4 separate regions of the Homo sapiens genome follow, and regions 2, 3 and 4 are each linked to region 1. A link is an interaction called in ENCODE POLR2A ChIA-PET data of the cell type or tissue named here. Cell type or tissue: A673. All regions are shown on one strand. Region 1 overlaps POC1B-DUSP6 (POC1B-DUSP6 readthrough). Region 2 has its middle 72 kb from the start of DUSP6. Region 3 overlaps TMTC3 (transmembrane O-mannosyltransferase targeting cadherins 3). Region 4 has its middle 43 kb from the start of DUSP6.

Region 1 (5,000 bases):
AGGATTTCCTGACAGAGTGAATGTCAGCTGTGGGATTCCCTATCTCCCTTCCCCAGGGACAGTAAGATGTAGCCTTGAGTAATCTCAGGATAGCTGAGAATATCTCCTGGCTCTGCATCATTTTGGCAGAGGGGCTGATGAGAGAAAAAGAATCGTGGTTTTCCTGTGTTCTGTTCTAGGATCAGAAAAGTGATCGGCTGAATCAGTGCAAGAGATACTCTGCCATTTCCATGACTTTGGGAAGCACACTCCCTTCCTAAATGTCATTTAGATTTTTATTTTCTAGCAAAGTGCATTGGATTCTCTTTCAGAAAGTTTTTTTGCATCAGCCTATTTTTAGGAAGAAAAAGGTTATACACTTTCATGGAGATTGTCATATGGTGTATACTATCTGAAAAATATTAACGTGCTGACAAAATATATGGACACACAAAGAATAAACTTGCAGACACAGAGAGAATATTTCCATGAATGTTGTGGCAACAGTTCATCCTGGTTACTAGACAACATTGAGTAACTAGTTCAGAGTTATTTCAGTTCCTAACTGCTTATATAAGCAAAGATTTGGAAAGACTAAAAGAACACAGTGTATGTGAACTTCAGTGTCTTAAAACTAAAACTTACAACTTTGAAAGTGTAAAATGGTCATACGCAATGTAAAGTTTTTAAACTTTGCAGCAGTTTATATGGTGGCATTTGATTTGTCAGTTTAGGGCATATGACTTCTGAAACTAGGTGTATTTATCTATAACTTTGTGGCTGCTTCCTAAGCATTAGGAAACAGACATTTGTATGGTATCTTTAAGTGCTGGTTTAGTGGCTCTGCGGTATGTTTCTCCTGTCCCTGCTCTAAGGGTATGAAAGGAAATGAACTTAGGCATTTATAGGATCCAGGTCTCTGGACTCCCTAGCTGGTGCCTCCCTCAATTTATCTTCCTTTAAGAGTTAAGAGACTTTTTATCTTAACTGCAAATGATAGTAAATGTCAAGTGGATACAGTAATTTTTTATTCGGTAACTCAAGAAGTTAAATGTTAAGCCCTAAGATGCTTAATTGGAGTAAAAGAGGAATTTTTATAAGGTTTGAGAAACAATTTAAAAACATTCCCCTTCGAAATTAAGTGACGTAATTAAATTGTCAAAGACATTTAAAAAACAGAACATACATGATAACTAACAAGTAAATGAGGAAAAACACAACATTTTCAAAGATCTCTTGCCATTTAGAAACAGAAAACACATTAATATTTTTTCAGATACAATCTTTAAAATAGAGAAAGGAGAGAAAATATTAGAGACTGGAAAGAGACTATTTGCAAATTAGTTGGATCCTTGCTTTTGAAGTACTTCATGACCCATATGTTATAAAAACTGCTAACAGTTGCGAATGTGATGGCTGACCTTTTAAAAAAAATTGATTTGGGATTGTAAAAAAATAAATAAAACAACTAAAATGCTAAAGTGTTTTAGTTTGTTAAAGGAACGTGGTTTATTTTTTTTTCAAGATAGATAATCTGTATAGCTGTAAAGTTTACTAACAGTATCACCGTAATAAAAGATTAACAGTGAAAGCCAGAGGCTTCTTTTCCCCCCCTTCAAATAAAATATGCTTTTTAATAAAAATAGTAATAATCACTAAGTCCCAATTTTTTTAAGATATACTGACAAATATGCTAATTTGACCTTCTTTCTCTTTAAGTTTCAAAGTCACAAGGAAAGAAAACATATTAATGAATTTACCAAAAATTTGATACTCTTAAAGTTTTTAAAAATAGTCCTAGTTAAAGAATACTTTATGCAGTGAAACTTGTCCTTACTCCTATTGACAAACGTGATTTGGGACTTGAACTCTGCCGTATAAAATGTGAAGACAGAAAAAAAAAAGGAAAATTTACAAAAGGATTTATAAATCATGCTATTTGGGAGCCCAATAAATACTTTTTAGAATTTCCTTTAGAAAATTAGCACGTTTCTGGGAACTGGAGGTGTTCCAGGTATTATTTCTGCCTTCCAACTTGCTGAGATACTGTATTTCTAAACTGTGACGCCCCGGACTACTGCAGTAATACCGACTGTCCCGGGCCTGGGAATCTAAGCTGCATCCCCAGTTCCCACAGCTGAGACCGAGGCATGCTGAAAATGCCCGACAGCTCTCAGCCCACACATCCAGTAACAACTGGTTCCTTCCTCTTCCTGTGGAAGAGAAACATCCTCTGAGATGAGAAGAAATGCACCCTGAGGAATGCAAGAACAGCAGTGAGCTTTTCACACAGGAAATTACTACCGTAGCTCCCTGAAAAGTGCTTGTCTCCTGGACTGTCAGCCCATAATGAGCTTCCTGCTGACCTATAGGATGGTTTACTACGGAGCTAAATGCCATTTGTGGGGCTGTTGGAGCTTCACGGAAAATAGTGAACTTAGCTTTCAACTGTTCTGCACATCTATACCCATCTGGTTTTGAGTTATTTGGTGCTGCATAGATAGTGAAGCTATTGGCTTTGCTCCTTTATTTTGCCACTTGACAGTTAATTATTTGGTGAAAGTAGTCAGCAAGTCTGCTAACACATATTTTTCAGTCAGTTCTTCCTGCTTTATGCTGTCACACTATGTAAAACATATTATTAGGGCTTCTAAAGATTTAGAACCTTACCATCTCAGTGAACTGGTTATTAAGGCCCAGTGCTGGTCCCGGCCTAGTTCTTTCCATGTCTTTCAATTTCTTTGCTTTTACTTTCTGAGATTGTCAGGCCACACAATCATATATCCTGAAACATAAATAAAATTATGTTGCTTTCAGCCAACCAACCAACCAACTCATCACTTAAATGTCAAATTGACTTCAATTGACTTTTGCAATGGAAGATTTTTTTTAGTGTAATTTGATTTTCTATTTTTTGTGTTAATTCCTAGAGTATTTTGTTTTTCTTTTACTCAGGATCATGATGGCCACTACAAAGCTCATATTTTATATCATATGTACTTTTTAACCTACTTTCCAAATCACTACAGAATTTTGGTGGGCCTTAGTATTTATGGTGGCAACATTCTCATACTTTTTATGTATCTATTTGGATTATTTTTCTGAAGCACATAGAGTTGTTTGTTTTAAGTTGAAGGGGAGATAGAGAAGGAATGCCAGGCATTTCCTTTTCCTTTTCAGAATGTCTTTTTAATGAACATTCCTCTTTCCTCCTTGTGAACAAACCATCTCAGCTCTCAGCAAGGGAACTCTTGAGTGTCTAGTTTCTAATAATCCAATCTCTTGCCTTTGTTCCCCAACTCTAGGGAGCTAGTTTCATACATTTAATATCTCTGCTTACCTCAGAGCTCCCTTTTAGCATTTACAGACTTAGAAATCTGTTTAACCAGTTCCCTATATTAAATTCTCTCTGTTAAAATAATGGCTGTACTTTGTTTTTCTGCTGAACCCTGAGTGATACATAGTAAATCATCCTAAAGAAATAATAAGATATACATACAAAGATTTCTATTCAAGGATGCCTATTCCAATACTGTTTGTAATAACAACATCAACATGACAAAAACCTTTAAAGGTTTTCTATTTATTTTTAATTATTTAAAATGTTAAAAGCCTTAAAACAGCTTAATAAGCAAAAGATGTTATCAAGTTTATTTCATTTTTTAGTGACTTGTGAGTTTTGACGTGTTCATGATTGCTGTTTATTTGTATTTCTGAAGATTGTGTATTTGTGTACTTTGCCCATTTTCCTATTGTTCATTTTAAAATTGATCCTTAGGTAATTTTAATTAAGAAGATTGACCTTGGGCAGGGCGCGGTGGCTCACACCTGTAATCCCAACACTTTGGGAGGCCGAGGCAGGCAAATCACAAGATCAGGAGTTTGAGACCAGCCTGGCCAACATGGCGAAACCCTGTCTCTACTAAAAATATAAAAGTTAGCTGGGCATGGTGGTGGCTGCCTGTAATCCCAGCTACTTGAGAAACTAAAGCAGGAGAATTGCTTGAACCCTAGAGGCATAGGTTGCAGTGAGCCAAGATCGTGCCACTGCACTCCAGCCCAGGCGACAGTGCAAGACTCCATCTCAAAAAAAAAAAAAGAAGAAGATTTACCTCTTGCCATGTGCTACAAATATGTTTTCCTTTTTTCTCATTTCTCCTTGAATTTAGTTTCTGATTTTTGATAGGTTTAGCTGCATTACCTTTTTTAAAACTATTTTTTGTTGTTGTTTGGATTCTATGCAAAGAAATTCCCTCATCAATCCCCAAACATCTTAGCTACTCTTCTTGAGGTTTTATTTTTAATGATAAAACCTTAAAATCCATATGTATTAATTTAGGTATGAGGTACAGATTTATAGTTAACAAAGTACCCTCAATTTGTATTGTTTCACTGATTTGAATAACCTTCTTTAAACATTAAATTCATATGAACTTGTGTCTCTTTGGAGACTTTCTCTTCTGTCTTATTGCTCTGTTCTTGATCTATTTGTTCTTGATCCATTATCTGTTTGTTCTTGATCCATTATCATACCTTTTTAATCATTGTAGATTTAGAATATTTCTTTAAAATATTATATAATGTACAGTTTTTTCCTTCAAAACTTTCCTGGATGTTCTTGCCTATTACTTATCCATATGAATTTTAAAATTATTCTGTTTCAAAAAACCATCCCATTGGAATGTCGATTGCCATTGCACTAGATTTATAAAATAATTTGAGAATTGCCAACTTGCCAATTTGAGTTGCTTGTCTAGGAATGTAGTATTATATTTAGGGAATTGTTTCCCCTTTTTTCTTTCATTTATTTATTGTTTAATTGACATAAAATTGTATGTATTTCTTATGTATAACATGATGTTTTAAAGTATATATACATGTGGAATGGTTAAATGTAACTAATTTACAAATGTGTTACCTCAGTGTTTCAGTAAATCAATTTAGGAGCATTCTCATTTACATGCCTGTGGTTCCCATAAAAATAGCCACCATTTTTCACATACTACTAAACATTTTACTAC
Region 2 (5,000 bases), 170 kb after region 1:
CAGTGGAATACATTCAGTTCCTCTAAGTGAGAAGTCATCCAACTTAAACAGGAAAGAGCAAAATGTGAATGCTAGAGGATGGAACAAAATTGTTGTAATTTCTAAGGTGAAAATACTTACCTTTGTATTTTCTTTAGATTTTCATATAGAGATGGAAAAAGCAACAAAGGACAACTGAAAAAATTGCACTTAAAGTAAAACAGGGAAAAGTTTAAAAATAGAACTATGACAATTAAATGGAAAAATGATTCCTGAAATTTTATTTTTTATAATTAATGCTTAGTTCAATTAGCAATGATGGGTATGTTTTGCTTAGTGCGCATTAACCACGTAAAACCCTCATGTAACCATAATATTCATCAATCACGACTATGCTGTTAGATTTATAATCAAATTAGCTGTTTAATTAAAAAACATGAGTGTTTTTCATTGGGTGATATTAGCATTCTGAAATGGTGTTAATAGGCCTGGAGAAACAAAACATTTAAAAAAGAGATTCAAATGAGAATAGCAAAAGCTAATAAAGTGTTAAGGTGACAAAAAACTACTCATACAGAATAATCTACTACTATGATGGAGGTTTTATAGATGCAAGATACATATTCACACATATATTTAACATTTTTCCCTTTGGTAGGTAGAAGATGAAGTAGAATACCAACATAAGAGCAATATGACTGGTTTCCAGTCTTTGATCTGCCACTAGTTTGTGACCATAGGAAAACCATCTTAACTTTTTTTCTGAACCTCTGTTGTTTTCATTTAAAAGAATGGAGAAGTGTTACAGCTCTTTTAAAATTTATCTAACAGGTTTTCTGTTTTTTAACTAGAAAACTCCCCATGGGAAAAAAAAATAGCGAGGAATCATATTTTCCCAGACAATTTCTTATGAGAGCCAGATAAGATTATGCATATCAGCTCATGGTAAAAGGCAGTAAACCAATATCAATTAAGAAATAATTTAGGGTTGGGTGCAGTGGCTCACACCTGTAATCCCAGCACTTTGGAAGGCTCAAGAGGGTGGGTTACTTGAGCCCAGGAGTTTGAGACCAGCCTGGGCAACAAGGCGAAACCTTTTCTCTACAAAAAATACAAAAATTAGCCAGGTGTGGTGGTGTGCACCTGTAGTCCCAGTGACCTGGTAGGCTGAGGTGGGAGGATGACCTGAGCCTGGGAGGTTGAGGCTGCAATGGGCCGTGATCGCGCCACTGCACTCCAGTCCGCCTTTCTTTTTGGGTCTCAGTGATCTATTGAAAACTCTGTTGTTCATATTGTCCTTTCCAAAAGATGGTGACTAAATCATTTAAGTTAGACAGCCAAGATTTAGCTCTGAGAACTAATTTTGGCTTATTGTACTCAACATATTTAAGACTGTCAGCAGTTTTTGTTCTCTCCAATGTTTAATAAGGTCAGGAGTTTAAAAAGAGAGCAATTTTCTTGATAAAGTTTTTCCTTCTTTTCCCTTTGGGAAACATCACTGTGCCTAACTGCTTTAATGCTGAAGTTGGCAGGGCTTGCAGGTTGGGAGCAAACAATAAAAAGTCCCTCGCTGAGACAGACTGTATGGAATGAATGCCCTGGGGAACTATACCCCTGCCCAACCCCCTCTGACCCCCCCAACTCAAAGGCCAGATGGGCTCTAGACAAACCCTGGGAGTGTGGGCAGTCTGGGGTAGTGGAGGCCAGCTGCTGTTCTAGGAAATTCCCTCTCTGAAAGACACATGGGAACCCTGTTTTGGTATCCAGAACAGTGCTGAAATGGTCAGAAATAGGACTAAAGTTGGTGGACTTTGCGTATGTACAGACAGAAACATCCTGCTTTCCAAAGAGCTGAACGCTGAGGGTCATTTATCTGTGGGATTCAGGGTACACTAAAGGTTTCTAGTTGAATTGGTTCTCATAACTTTTGTTGCATGTCTTACCTTTATGAAAAAGGCCTTTTCCAACAAGCTTATTTCATTGAAGTGTTATTGTCAGTCAGCTGAGCACGATGGAATGAATTTTGTTTGTTGTAAGGGCAAAGAAGCAGGCTAAAGAGGATGTGGTGAAAGATTCTACTTCCTGTCTATTCAAAGGATGTGAATAGACAGTTTACATAACAGAAAATTCAGTAGGCTCACATATGGTAAATCATACAGCTTTGTTTGCAAATAACAAAATACACATTAAAAAAGTTATAGCGTCTTTGAAAACCTATTAAACTCACAAAAATAAACAGAACCCCAAAATTCAATTATTTCTTGTGAGCAATGTGTCCAGGTTGTATGCTATGGTGAAAAGAATGCTGCATTTGGAATGCGAAGACTTAAATGTAACACAAACTGTGAGCAAGTTATTTACTTTTCTGAAGCTCAATTATTTTCTCATCTATAAAGGGTGGATAATAATATCTATCAACCTTATGAAGTTTATAACAGATTCATATAGGTGAATGGAAGAAATTTTCAAATGGCAAAGCACTGTATAAATATGTTTTTGTGTTTTTAATCAACAAATTAATAAGAGAAGTGACAAATTTTAGTTACTTATCCTTTTCAGAAGCATGTGGAATACAATTTATGAATGCACTAATTGTGTTTAGCAATTTCCCTTTTAGACACTGATGATGAACTAGCTAAATAAACCGTCTCAAAATGTGGGAATTACTTTTTAAAAATTACAATGTTGTGGGCTCTATCAGTACACTGACATTAAACTCAGATTTCACTGAGTTTATTTTGTTGGGTGATTTCATCAATGTTAACATAATTTAATCCACAAAATAATCATAAGTGGTAGATGTTATTCTTTCCATTTTAAAAATAGGAAACTAAAAGTCACCCAAGTTCTTAGTTGACTGATGCTTACATAAAATGATATTGAGTTGAAAAAAACTAAAAACAAAATGGTGTATGTGCATTTTACTTAACATTATATATGAATATGAGGACCTTAATGAATGGAAGACAATTTGAAGAAATACAAATATTTAGACCTAAGTACCTAAACACTTTTTATCTTAATTCTTTTTTAATTCTAAGAAAAAAGTGATTTTGTATCCTGGAACTTTGCTGAAATTGTTTGTGACAACTAGGAGTCTTTTGGAGGAATCTTTAGGGTTTTTTAGATATAGAATCATATTGCCAGAGAATAGGGATAAATTGACTTTCTCTTTTCCTATTTGGATGTCTTTCATCTCTTTCTCTTGCCAGATTGCTCTGGCTAGGACTTCCAGTACTATGTTGAATAAGAGTGGACATCTTTGTTTTGTTGTGGTTCCCATTACTGGTGAACTGAATTTTTAAAAATGTGCTATATATACACCATGGAGTACTATGCAGCAATAAAAAAGAATAAAATCATGTCCTTTGCAGCATCATGGTTGCAGCTGAAGGCCATTATTTTAAGTGAATTAATGCAGGAACAGAAAATCAAATACCGCACGTTCTAACTTGTAAGAGGGAGCTAAACAATCAGTACACATGAGCATAAAAATGAAAACAGACACTGGGGACTCGAAAAACAGTGGAGGGGGAAAGGGTTGGAAAACTACTTATTGGGTACTACGTTTACTATTTGGGTGATTGGTTAAATAAAAGCCTATACCCAGCATTACACAACGTATCTATGTAATAAACCTACAAATGTACCTCCTGAATCTAAAATTTAAAAAACATTCTGAGAAAAAAAATAATATCCTCCCAGGAAATTTTGTTGGTATGATTAAAACAAAACAAAGCACCATTACCCAAGGGAAAATCAGTTTAAAAATCATTTAAACTCTGAAAGATACTATTATAACTTAATAACAAACGAATCTTAGTACAAACAGAGACACTATGACCCAAACCAACGCTTGGGGGCAAGGGGAGTTCAGACTATAACCTCACTAAAAACTATAAGAAAAATGGCACTGATGAATAATAACTCACTTATCATCCCCCAACAAAGACAGGAACACAACCCCGGGGCATTTTCCTGTGTCAATTAACAGTTAATATGTTATCTGCTCAGTGACATTAAGATGTGATTCTCAAAACCTTTTACAAAGACATTGGCTTTGATGAGTGACAGACAACAAGCCCCGGCAGGCTGGTGAAAGGAAATTCAATTATATCGCTTCTAAATTGTGCATCCTCTGGGTTTAACTCAGAGATGCAAATACCAAAGAATAAAACTCGACCCTAGATTTCCTTTCGGAAATGCTGAGTGATTTCACAATTTTGTCCTTGCTAGAGAGGGGCATGCTTCTGGGCAATCAGGTGGTACAACCCGCAGGACAGTGAATGCCGTTGAATAAGGAGTGTGAGGGCTGGCATTTACTGTTTAAGAGGCATTTCAAAGAGTGGCAAATCACTTAGGGCCTCGATAATTCTACACATAATAGAACAAGGGTAGAGATGGCTTTTGTCTATGAAATAATTCAAGAAACAGCTGTTTTCCTTATTTATTCAAGTAGACTGGTTTCCAAGATTGGGGTTCATGCATCTCAGAGATTGGCTACAGACAATCATCTGGGGTCTAGAGAGAAAATACCAGAACTATTATATTATTTATTTTTGTCTGAAAATGTAAGAAAGAGATTAAGCTTCCTAGCACGTATGGAACGGCCTAGTGCTGACATACCCCAGCACTCTTTGTAGGTCTGTATTTTAGACTGTCTTGTATCTTGAACAGTGTGGGAGTTTGCCTGAGAGGGAAATGGAGTTCCACAAGGTGGAGGTAGGGAGGGGACCATTAGTTCCACCTTTTTATTGGCTTTCAGAGTTTCAAAGTAGGGCTTAGTAAGTGGCTTTACAGATTACACTATCTCGTTTTAACGAAATGTATGCTCACCACATAGACAAGTAGCTAGAAAATGGCTCTTGCAGAGAAACTGCAGATTTAAAAAACCTAATAATGTAAGAACAAATGTACAATTCCATCGTAGAGGTGGCTTTTTGCTTACTTTGCCATGTGACAAGAGAAAAGCAATGAGCGAGCCAGATCTATTAAGAATTAACATAACTTTTTTTTCATTG
Region 3 (5,000 bases), 1.3 Mb after region 1:
AACCTGATATTTTTAATCAGAAGTGCTAAAGAAATTCCTTCAGGTAAAAGGAAAAATAGTACCAGATAAAAATCTTATCCAACAAAGGAATAAAGAACACTGGAAATGGTGACTCATGGTTAATGTAAAATACTTTTTTATTATTTAAATTCCTCCAAGACAATTGTTTAAAGCAATGTATGTTCAAGGAAAACATATGCAAACTGCACAAAAGTTAAGTTCTTACATATATAAAATGTATATTACATATATTTATACTATATATACACTGATATTTTTATTTTATATATATATTCGAAATTAGAATATTCCTTGAAGGTAAACTGTGATAAGCAGAGGATGTTCTAAAATCCCTAAAGCAACACTAAAACAACAAAGATTTATAGCTAATAAGCCAACAAGGAGATAAAATGAAATATTAAAAAAAGAATCCAAAGGAAGGTGGAAAGAGAGAAAAAAGGAACAAAGATTAGATGAGACAAAGAGAAAACAATTTTATCAAGATGAAAGATTTCCATCAAACTATATCAATTATCAAATTAAATATAAATCAATGATATATCCCATCTAAAAGTCAGATTATCTGACCAAACAACAAAAGAAGACCAAATTGTATGGATGCTACAAGAAATCCTCTTTATAAATAAAAGCATAGACAGGTAAAAAGTAAAAAGATGGAAAAAGATACACCACCTAACACTAACGAAAGACAGCTGTGATAAGAAAAAGTGAATTTCTGAGTAAAGACTATTACTAGGGATGAAGCTCATTTAATAATGACAAAGGGATCAGTTCCTCAAGATGACTTGACAATCCTAGTTGTTTACGCACCTAATAGCAGAGCTTCAAAAACGCACAAAACAAAAACCGACAGAAGTGCAAGGAGAAATAGCGAAATCTACAAGTATAGTCAGAGATTTCAACATCTCTCAGTAACTGACAGAATGAGTAGACAAAAATCACTAAGGATATAGGAGACTAAATTAACACTAACCTTAACACTTAACCAGTTTGGGATGGGTCATTCATTATCTTTATTGTGGGGGCTTTAAGGGTGTATACATATGTCAAAAATTATCAGTACATAAATTTTAAATATATGCAGTTTAAAAAATGTTAATTATAGCTTAATAAAACTGTTAAAAAACAAAATAAAATACTTTCTTCAACATTTATGATCATTAAAATCCAAAGTTAAAAAAAAGAATGGAGAAAACAAAGAACCAGAATTTCATACCTGGTGAATACTGGAAGTTGGGATTGAATAACCTGGACTCTAATCACAACAAGTAATAATGTACTGAACATCAAGACAATGAGTTTTACTAGTGTCTGCAGCATAGAAAATGGAATGCTACCCTTTCCACGGAGAAACTGTCCAGCAGTAGTACATAGTAATGGCAAAGTATACTGAAAAAGAAAAGAAATGTTTTAAGCAACAAATAACGACATATCTCAATGTTTTCAATACTGTAGTACTTTCTAATTGCAAGATTAGATACAAGTATAATTATAAAATTAATGTGGAAGAATGTGTGAAGCTAATAATGAATAAAACTGAGCTCAACAGTCTTACCTAATAATGAATTATACTGTACAGTACTATTGCATACTTTTCCAAGCTGCCTAATGATTCCATTATTGAAATTTAAAACACAGTTCTTAAAACACTTAAAGTATCATAAAATGTTAAGTAATTTTCAGTAGGTATGAGGATAAAACATGATTTCTGGTATTATTATTGGTAAACACATTAATTTACATAATGATACATTTAGAAAATAAAAATAAATAAAATTTGATTCAACTAGGATAAAATATATCAATAAGAAAATTTATATATTTATAGTTTGGCTTACCCCCTGGGCAATAAACACTTCATACACACAGCAAATTCCTACAACTGTTATTCCTTGTTCTTTACATAATGTTGCAACAGCCACTAAAAACACTGTCAAGGCAATTGGAGTCCATACTGCAATTTGAGAACAGAAAATATAAAAATTCAGAAAACAATTTTATAATATCAAAAAAAGATATTTTAAACTTTGTGATTCCATATCCATATGAGTGCTATTTCTCATTAATTAGTAGTACATACTTTAAAATATACTTAAATTTAATAATTTTTACTTTATACATTCAAAGCAAAATATCAACATGTATAATTTGAACTGAAATTTTTTACAAAGAGAAAAATTATTTCATCAAATACTAACTTTTAAAACAAAGGTAGGGTGGTGAATTTGGAGAAGAGAAATTTACAGGTTTGTGTGTCATAATTAATGAGCTATCATTCTGAAATGAAGACAAATTCCTGAAATTATGACAGATATCTTTATACCTTATTAAACTGATAAATTATTAAAAACTTAAAATTTAAAAGTATTGGGAAAAGTAGGGTACTATACTTTTTTTTTTTTTTTAAGACAGGGTCTGGCCCTGTCACTCAGGCTGGAGTAAGTACAGTGGTGTGAACATAGCTCACTACTGCCTTGAATTCTGAAGTTCAGGCAATCCATCTGCCTCAGCCTCCCAAATAGGACTACAGGCATGTGCCACCACATCTGGCTATTTTTTTTTTTATTTCTGTAGAGACAGGGTGTTGCTATGCTGCTCAGGCTGGTCTCAAACTCTTGGCCTCAAGCCATCCTCCCACCATGCTGGGATTCCAGGCACGAGCCATTGTGTCTAGCCCATTTTTATAAAAACTAAAATGAAAGTGGTTAACAATAGGCACTTAAATAAATACTATTCTTCAAAAAATTTGCAATAGACTATAAGTTCTATTTAAATGAAAAACATACTTCATCAACTTTAAGTAAGTGTCTACCATGTAGTAGTAATTTGACTAAAGAGTAATGAACTGTGAAAGTTCATTGTGAACTTGTGAGTTTGGGCAGCTTTTCCAGGCTTCAGTTTTCTTATGAAAAACTATAATCTCTAATTCTTTTCTAGTTTAAAAAAAGATCTGGTAGTATGACTGTGTGATCTCAGTTTGGTTTTCTTTTTTTTTTTTTTCCTTTTTTTTTTTTTGAGACAGAGTTTCGCTCTTGTTGCCCAGGCTACAGTGCAATGGCACGGTCTCAGTTCACTGCAACCTCTGCCTCCCAGCTTTGAGTGATTCTCCTGCCTCAGCCTCCCGAGTAGCTGGGATTACAGGCATGCACCACCATGCCTGGCTAATTTTGTATTTTTTAGTAGAGACGGGATTTCTCCATGTTGGTCAGGCTGGTCTTGAACTCCCGACCTCAGCTGATCCGCCCACCTCGGCCTCCCAAAGTGCTGGGATTACAGGCGTGAGCCACTGTGCCCGGCCGTGACCTCGGTTTTTATTAAGACTATTAACTAAAGCAAAAATTCAAATAATTGACTTAAATCTAAATATAAACAAGAACAGAATTCATGAATACATTTTCTTCTGTCACTGGGCTTAATATAGAAATACATATTTTTGAAATTGTTTTCAAAGTACTCTGTAGACTAAAATTACTGAAGGAAAAAATAACCGAAAACAAAGAAATAAATGAAAAAAACCAAACCCATGAAACTATTGCAGATACTAAGTATAATAATACTCTTTCCTTAAAAAAAAAAATCTTATAATCTCATTAGGCCAAAACATCAATACTAATATAATAGATTATATTACACTACAATGCTAAATTCAACAAGAACTTCATAGAGGAAGAAATCAGAAGATGGTTATTTACAAAACAGGCTGGACCTAATGTTGGCCCTTGAAGGATATAGAAGCCATGGAAAAATTGGGAAAGGTGGATGTAGAAATAAATAGGGGTGAGAGTAAGCTAAGCAAATGAAGGATATAGAGAATAGTATGAATGGATGTGTATGTCTACATAAAAACTCATAGGAAATAATAGCATTGAAAGCAGATATTTTAAACAGTTTATATAGCCAGTTTGGCATATATTATTTCACTGAATCTTAAAATCACTCTATGGAGTAAGAACATGGATGTAATCATACCCATTTTTAAGATGAGGAAAGAATTGTAGAGGTATTTTTTAAAAAGTAACAAAGAATAAGGAGACCAAGACTTTAACATGGTTCTTCTGATTTTAAAGTCAGAGCTTCTCAGTAATTTGTATTTCTACTTCAAGGAAGAACAAGCAAATGGTTACCTTTTACAAACTTGAATTCCATCTCAACTAAGAGTAATAAATGCAAATGTCTTACTGAAACCAATCACTTCAGTTCTTCAGCCTCTAGTGACTATATTACTATATAAACACTTTGATTTTACAATCAGATCACTGTGGTTAAAAGTTACATGTGATTTTGTCCAAAACAAGTACACCTGGTAAATAAGTTAAGGACACTTAAATCTATTCCCATTTCAAAATACAGGCTTCTAAACTGACTCTACATGTGTAAAAGAAACACATCTTCAGCAATCACTTATTCAAACAGTTATTTTAAGTATCTACTACATTTCAAGGGTATAGGGAAGAGAGACAAGTAATAATATACTCTGTCAAATGGTGACAACGTTTAAGTGTTATAGAGAAAAAAAGAGGATGAAGGGAAATAAAAATAGTACCACTGGGAAAGATGAGTAGTGATATTGATGACATTTAAGTGGATATTTAAGCAGAAACCCAAAGTAATAAAAAATCAAGTGTAAAGCCCTGAAATTGGATCACCATATTTACAAAAGGGGTATGGGACATGAATATAGAAGTTAAAATGAATATAAAGAATTACAACTTGAAAACCTTTGCACAGGCCAGTGTATACTAGATACAATAGGGAATACAAAGATGATGTGGAAACTGTGGCTTCAAGGGTAAAATTACTAAGAGTACAAAGTATCACAGTGGTTAAGAGGATAAAGAGAGGTCCAAGGTAGATTTCAGTATTTTTTCAATTAGAATTTAAAATACATTACATTCATTCACTTACTTATTTCTTCAATATACTCATACTAAACACCTACTGTAAACTAGGAATCATTTTAGGAAATGAAGATCAAAAAA
Region 4 (5,000 bases), 140 kb after region 1:
CAACCATTGTTGACTGCATGGGATGACAGGTTACTTAGATCTCCTATGCTTGGAGGAGGTGGCCAGAAGAATTGCCCAGAGATCCAGGAATAAGTTTTTACAGGCCTGTGTCTACAATGAACACAGAAGTCCTCTGCTTTCTCGTGATTATGACTGTGAGTTATCTCAGCTGCATGCCCAAACCATTTGGATCGCTGGGAAAAGCATCACCTGTATTTAAGGGCTGGGCTTGGACAACTGAGATCTGGGCAAATCACCATGGCCATGGGACTTTTGGCATATTCAGGCAGTTTTTCAGCTGTTCAGTGAAGTAATTAAACTGAGTTATTCTCACTCGCTGATGATGCCAGTGGTGCAGTTTAGGGAATATTTCAGGCCTATAGATTTAGACATAGAGTTAGGATGTGCTGTTATTGTCTACTGATCTTTTCCTGGCATAAAAGTTACACCAATTTCCATCAACATGGTGTACACTTTATTGATAGTAGGCCACTTAAAGCAAAGTGGGGCTGATAGAGAAAGTGACTTTATTTGATTGAAAAATATGTATGGAGCACCTATTGGGTATTAGTACTGTACTACGTAGGTCCTGAGATGGATGTAAAGGAGCAAAAAATGATTCTTACTTTCAAGAAGCTGACAATTCAGTGTTAAATACATTTATATTTTGACATAAATAGCATATATTTTGATATAAGAAGACAATTTAGTATATTTTTAAGTTCTCATATGGTATAGGGTAGAGAAATTCCTTTCCTTAGACTATAGCATTAAGAAAAAAAACAAAGGGGCTGGGTGTGGTGGCTCATGCCTCTAATCCCAGCACTTTGGGAAGCTGAGGCGGGCGGATCACGAGGTCAGGAGATCGAGACCATCCTGGCTAACATGGTGAAACACCATCTCTACCAAAAGTACAAAAAATTAGCAGGTCGCAGTGGCGGGCACCTGTAGTCCCAGCTACTCGGGAGGCTGAGGCAGGCGAATGGCATGATCCTGGGAGGCGGAGCTTGCAGTGAGCTGAGATAGCGACACTGCAGTGCGGCCTGGGCGAAAGAGAAAGACTCTGTCTCAAAAAAAAAAAAAAAAAAAAAGAAAAAAAGAAAAAAACAAAGGTTGATGGGTTGATGACTTTTTTTTTTTTTTTTCCAGGCTTGATCTTGCTCTGTCAACCAGGCTGGAGTGCAGGGGCATGATCACAGCTCACTGTAGCCTTGACCTCCTGGGCTCCAGCCATCCTCCCGTCTCAGCCTCCTGAGCAGTTGGGACTACAGGCGTTTGCCACCATGCCTGGCTAATTAATTAATTAATTAATTTATTTTTTTTTTTTTTTGGTAGAGACAGGATCCCAATACATTGCACGGCTGGTCTAAAACTCGTGGGCTCAAGTGATCCTTCTTCCCACCTTGGTCTACCCAAGTCTGGGATTATAGGCACGGGCCATGTGCCCAGCTGGTTGATGGTTAAAAAAAAAATCTTTTGGCAAAGATAGCATCTTCTCACATTTCCTTTGCTTAGGTACTAGAACCATGAAAAAATAGCACTGAAAACTTCATAATAGAAATGAATGGGTTTTATTGAAACAAAAAAATTCTAACCAATCAAAACATGAGTTATTGAATTGGAAGTTTATGATGTATTTGCAAACCTTCTTTGACATCTATTGTCCTTGTATCTTCTCCCCCCGATGTTGAAAGTACACAGTAGAAAAAAACCTTTGTGTTGAGACTTGTTTTATCCTTCACATGATTTTCAGAGTTTCTTTTGGTTACCAATTTAATAAGGATGATATTTTTAATTTCAGACTCTTGCTGATTATTTTTGTTTCTCAGGAAAATCTTTTTTTCCACCCTTCTATCCTGCCCACCAGCAGAGAGAATACAGAGCCTTATAAGTCTCTCTTTCCTCCTATGGCGTGCTTTATAATGCCAGTGTTCTTCACTTCAGCTCAGCTTCCAAATTTAATTCATTTGTTAGGCCTATTTTTACCTTGAAACATGAAATCTGAATGTGTTGCTAAACTATCAGAGAAAGTGCTTTTCTTTGTGCCTTCCATCTAAGGCAATGTGTGCTTTCCTAATGGTATTATTTATAGCTGTGGGCTGTGAAAACGGAGCACAGACAAGCTGCCTACATCCCATGTCACACTTTTTTTTTTTTTTTTTGGTTGGAGTAGTTAGTCATTAGTACAGAAGTGTTTGGTCACGAGCAGGAAAGAATGAAAATGTAAAATTCAGTGGGCTTCATTTCCATGGTTGTGGTGTGAAATTTGTGGGGGAGATTCCGGAGTGAGGTATGCCCCAGGTACTCACCTGAAAAAGGGTTCCAGGTACATGGTGTGTCCGCAGCATCCCTGGCCCCATCCTTTCTGTCCTGGAATTCTGTGTTTGTGGATATATTAGTCAGGACAGGCTAGTTTAGTTTATGCTACAGCAACAAGTGGCTCCCAAATCTTAGTGACTTAGAGACTGACAGATCTTCTCCACCACATCCTTTGCCGATTGGCTGTTGCTCTGCTTCCAGTCATCCTGCTGGAGCAGTCTCTCCCTGGAACACTTGGTCACTGTGGCAGAAGGAAAGGAAAAATGGTGAACCACTTCCTGGCTCGAAAAGCTTCTGTGTGGAAGTGACACACATCTCTTCTGTCTACATTTCAGAAGGGATGGGGCCAGGGATGCTGAGGACACACCATGTACCCTTTTTCAGGTGAGTACCTGGGGCATAACTTACTCCGGAGTCTCCCCTGCAGATTTCACACCAGAACCGTGGAAATGAAGCATTTTGAATTTTAATGACCAAACAATTCAGTGCTAATGACTAACTACTCCAACCACAACCAAAAGCATGACATGGGATGTAGACAGCAAACCACTTTTGAATTTGACAGGCAGTGAAATATATTCCTCCCTCAGAGAGAGACCCCTCAGGGAGGGGCACCCAAATATTTGGAGAACAGACTACTAGAGTGGGGATTCATTGACATTCACTTGGTAACAGCGAACACGAAGTAAGACATTTTCAGACAAGGACTGAATCTTGTGACTGAACTTGGGGAAGAATGAATAACTTTTTTAACTTTTTTTTTTCTGGGGGTCGGGAGTAGACATAAATGAGGTAGAGGGTCTCACTGTCTGGAACACTAGGCTTTTGAGGGTCACTTCCTTCCTTCCTTCCTTCCTTTCTTCCTTCTTTCCTTCCTTCCTTCCTTCCTTCCTTCCTTCCTTCCTTCCTTCCTTCCTTCGTTTTCCTCCCTTCCTTCCTTTCTTCTTTTTTTTTTATTTTTCAGACGGAGTCTCACTCTGTTGCCCAGGCTGGAGTGCAGTGGCGCTATCTTGGCCCACTGCAACCTCTGCCTCCTGGGTTCAAGTGAGTCTCCTGCCTCAGCCTCCCGACTAGCTGGGATTATAGGCGCACACCACCACATCTAGCTAATTTTTGTATTTTTAGTAGAGATGGGGTTTCACCATGTTGGCCAGGCTGATCTTGAACCCTTGACCTCAGGTGATCTGCTTGAAGGTCACTTTTTCTAAAGTGTTTGTTTACATCTGAGTTATATGTTGTTTCTGTATCCATTGTGTTTGTTGTTTGATCTACTCAGTTGAAAGATGAACTTTTGGTTGTTCTGAGTTCTTGGTAACTCTCATTTGGCACTTGCTTATGTATCCAGGTGCGTCTCTCGCCGCTCCTGCCTCAGACTCTAGGCTCCAGCTGCAATTCACTATCTGTTATTCTAGACATTTCCTTACAGTGCCTTTTAATTTTGCCTTGTCTGTCCATCTCCTCTTATCCTTTAGGGCTCAAAGTCAACATCACTTTTCCTGGTGTAGGTTAGGTGCCTCTGTGTTCCAGAAGAAAACTGTCCTTTTTGATATTTGTTAAAACATTTATCCCATGGAGGTACTATAATGCGTTGTTTATCCGTCTCTCACTACGTCTAATTTATCATTGCTCTGTGAGGTTCACAACTCCAGCCTCATTTCTCCTCACTCTCCTCCTTTGACCAGAATGCTTTCGCCATACTGGTTCACTTTCTGTTCTACGAGTAAGCCCAGTTTGGTTTCACTTCGGGGCCTTTTCAGTATCCATTCCTGCTACCTGAAATGTTCTTCCCTCTCATCTTCAGAGCACTGGCCCCTTTTTAGTCATTCATGTCTCAGTTTAAATAAAATATCGCTTTCTTAGAAGTACCTTCTCTGACTAATCAATCTAAAGTAGTCACCTGGACTTTGGCTATCATATTACATTATCTTTACATACGTAAGGGGCATGTAAAGATATTCTATCCAGTTCTTTTCTTGTTTATTTATTTAACATCTGCTTCTCTTCATTAAATGAACAATAAAACAAACCCTAAAAAAGTAATGGGCTGGTTGAACTTTGGAGGCTCTGTTAAAAAAACAAAAAGCAAAAAGCAAAAGCAGTGGCATCTTTATCCTTTCAAGGCTACTTGTAAAATTTATCTTCAGAGATTCTAGAATATAGCACATAAAATCTAAGCCAGTGGTGTTCAAAGCGGCTTCTGTGGGCTCCTTTTGAGGTCACTGTGGGGTGTTTGGAGGGGGGAGGAACAGGGAATCTGGAAGTGTATGGGATTCCCTGCCTCCTTAATCTGGCTCATTTGTTCCCCAGTATAGCTATAGAACAGCAGCTTTTTCTGATTTAAAAATGTAGGCTTTTGCATAAGGTTTTGAATCCACGTTTTTAAAAAAGGGCTGAGATATTTGAACACTATTGGTCTAAGTAACAATTTGGGGAAGTAAAGTTACATACATGCGGGCTGGGGACAAAAGGAGAACAATTTAGATCCTGGCCTGGTTCACAGTGTGGCTCAGAGAAGTAAACACATCCATTGGGGATACCACCCCTGTTCTCATCTGCTCTACTTCCTTACCCTTGCATTCACCCCCATGCCCTTGACCATTACCTGCAGACCAACGTCTAGCATTTGATTTACTCATTATCTTGATCTTAGCTTTGTCTTTGATCTCATGGAAATTTCTGTA

Evidence for each region. ChIA-PET counts read pairs that join two places held together with the same protein. Peaks named below come from ENCODE experiments on the same cell type or tissue, not always from the same donor. Only the 100,000 strongest peaks of a DNase experiment are listed, where the experiment ranks them.
Region 2: POLR2A ChIA-PET joins it to region 1 with 6 read pairs; 1 of 35 experiments calls an interaction of 5 or more read pairs at or near these places.
Region 3: POLR2A ChIA-PET joins it to region 1 with 11 read pairs; 2 of 35 experiments call an interaction of 5 or more read pairs at or near these places.
Region 4: POLR2A ChIA-PET joins it to region 1 with 8 read pairs; 2 of 35 experiments call an interaction of 5 or more read pairs at or near these places.

What each region holds. Positions count from the first base shown.
Region 1 is chr12:89,449,291-89,454,290 of GRCh38, reverse strand. All of the region lies in intron 9 of POC1B-DUSP6 (POC1B-DUSP6 readthrough), which reads left to right. The region is part of intron 10 of POC1B (POC1 centriolar protein B); the gene reads left to right. LOC105369889 (a long non-coding RNA gene) reads right to left here. Exons shown (of 4, transcript NR_189732.1): 3 at 2,650-2,764; 4 at 2,136-2,234. Among named protein-coding and RNA genes, the nearest start is that of GALNT4, 73 kb to the left of the region's middle. In A673, no CTCF peak of the experiment used is centred here; DNase peaks (open chromatin) are centred at 50, 2,220 and 3,220; H3K4me3 peaks cover 2,170 bases; H3K27ac peaks cover 5,000 bases.
Region 2 is chr12:89,278,062-89,283,061 of GRCh38, reverse strand. It overlaps the pseudogene RNU7-120P. Among named protein-coding and RNA genes, the nearest start is that of DUSP6, 72 kb to the left of the region's middle. In A673, CTCF peaks have their summits at 3,773 and 4,662 (motif pointing right); DNase peaks (open chromatin) are centred at 1,581, 2,011 and 4,081; H3K27ac peaks cover 4,605 bases.
Region 3 is chr12:88,157,089-88,162,088 of GRCh38, reverse strand. TMTC3 (transmembrane O-mannosyltransferase targeting cadherins 3) reads right to left here. Exons shown (of 14, transcript NM_181783.4): 5 at 1,860-1,975; 6 at 1,238-1,410. Among named protein-coding and RNA genes, the nearest start is that of TMTC3, 17 kb to the right of the region's middle. In A673, no CTCF peak of the experiment used is centred here; no DNase peak of the experiment used is centred here.
Region 4 is chr12:89,307,113-89,312,112 of GRCh38, reverse strand. No RefSeq gene overlaps it. Among named protein-coding and RNA genes, the nearest start is that of DUSP6, 43 kb to the left of the region's middle. In A673, no CTCF peak of the experiment used is centred here; DNase peaks (open chromatin) are centred at 2,532 and 3,032; H3K27ac peaks cover 4,110 bases.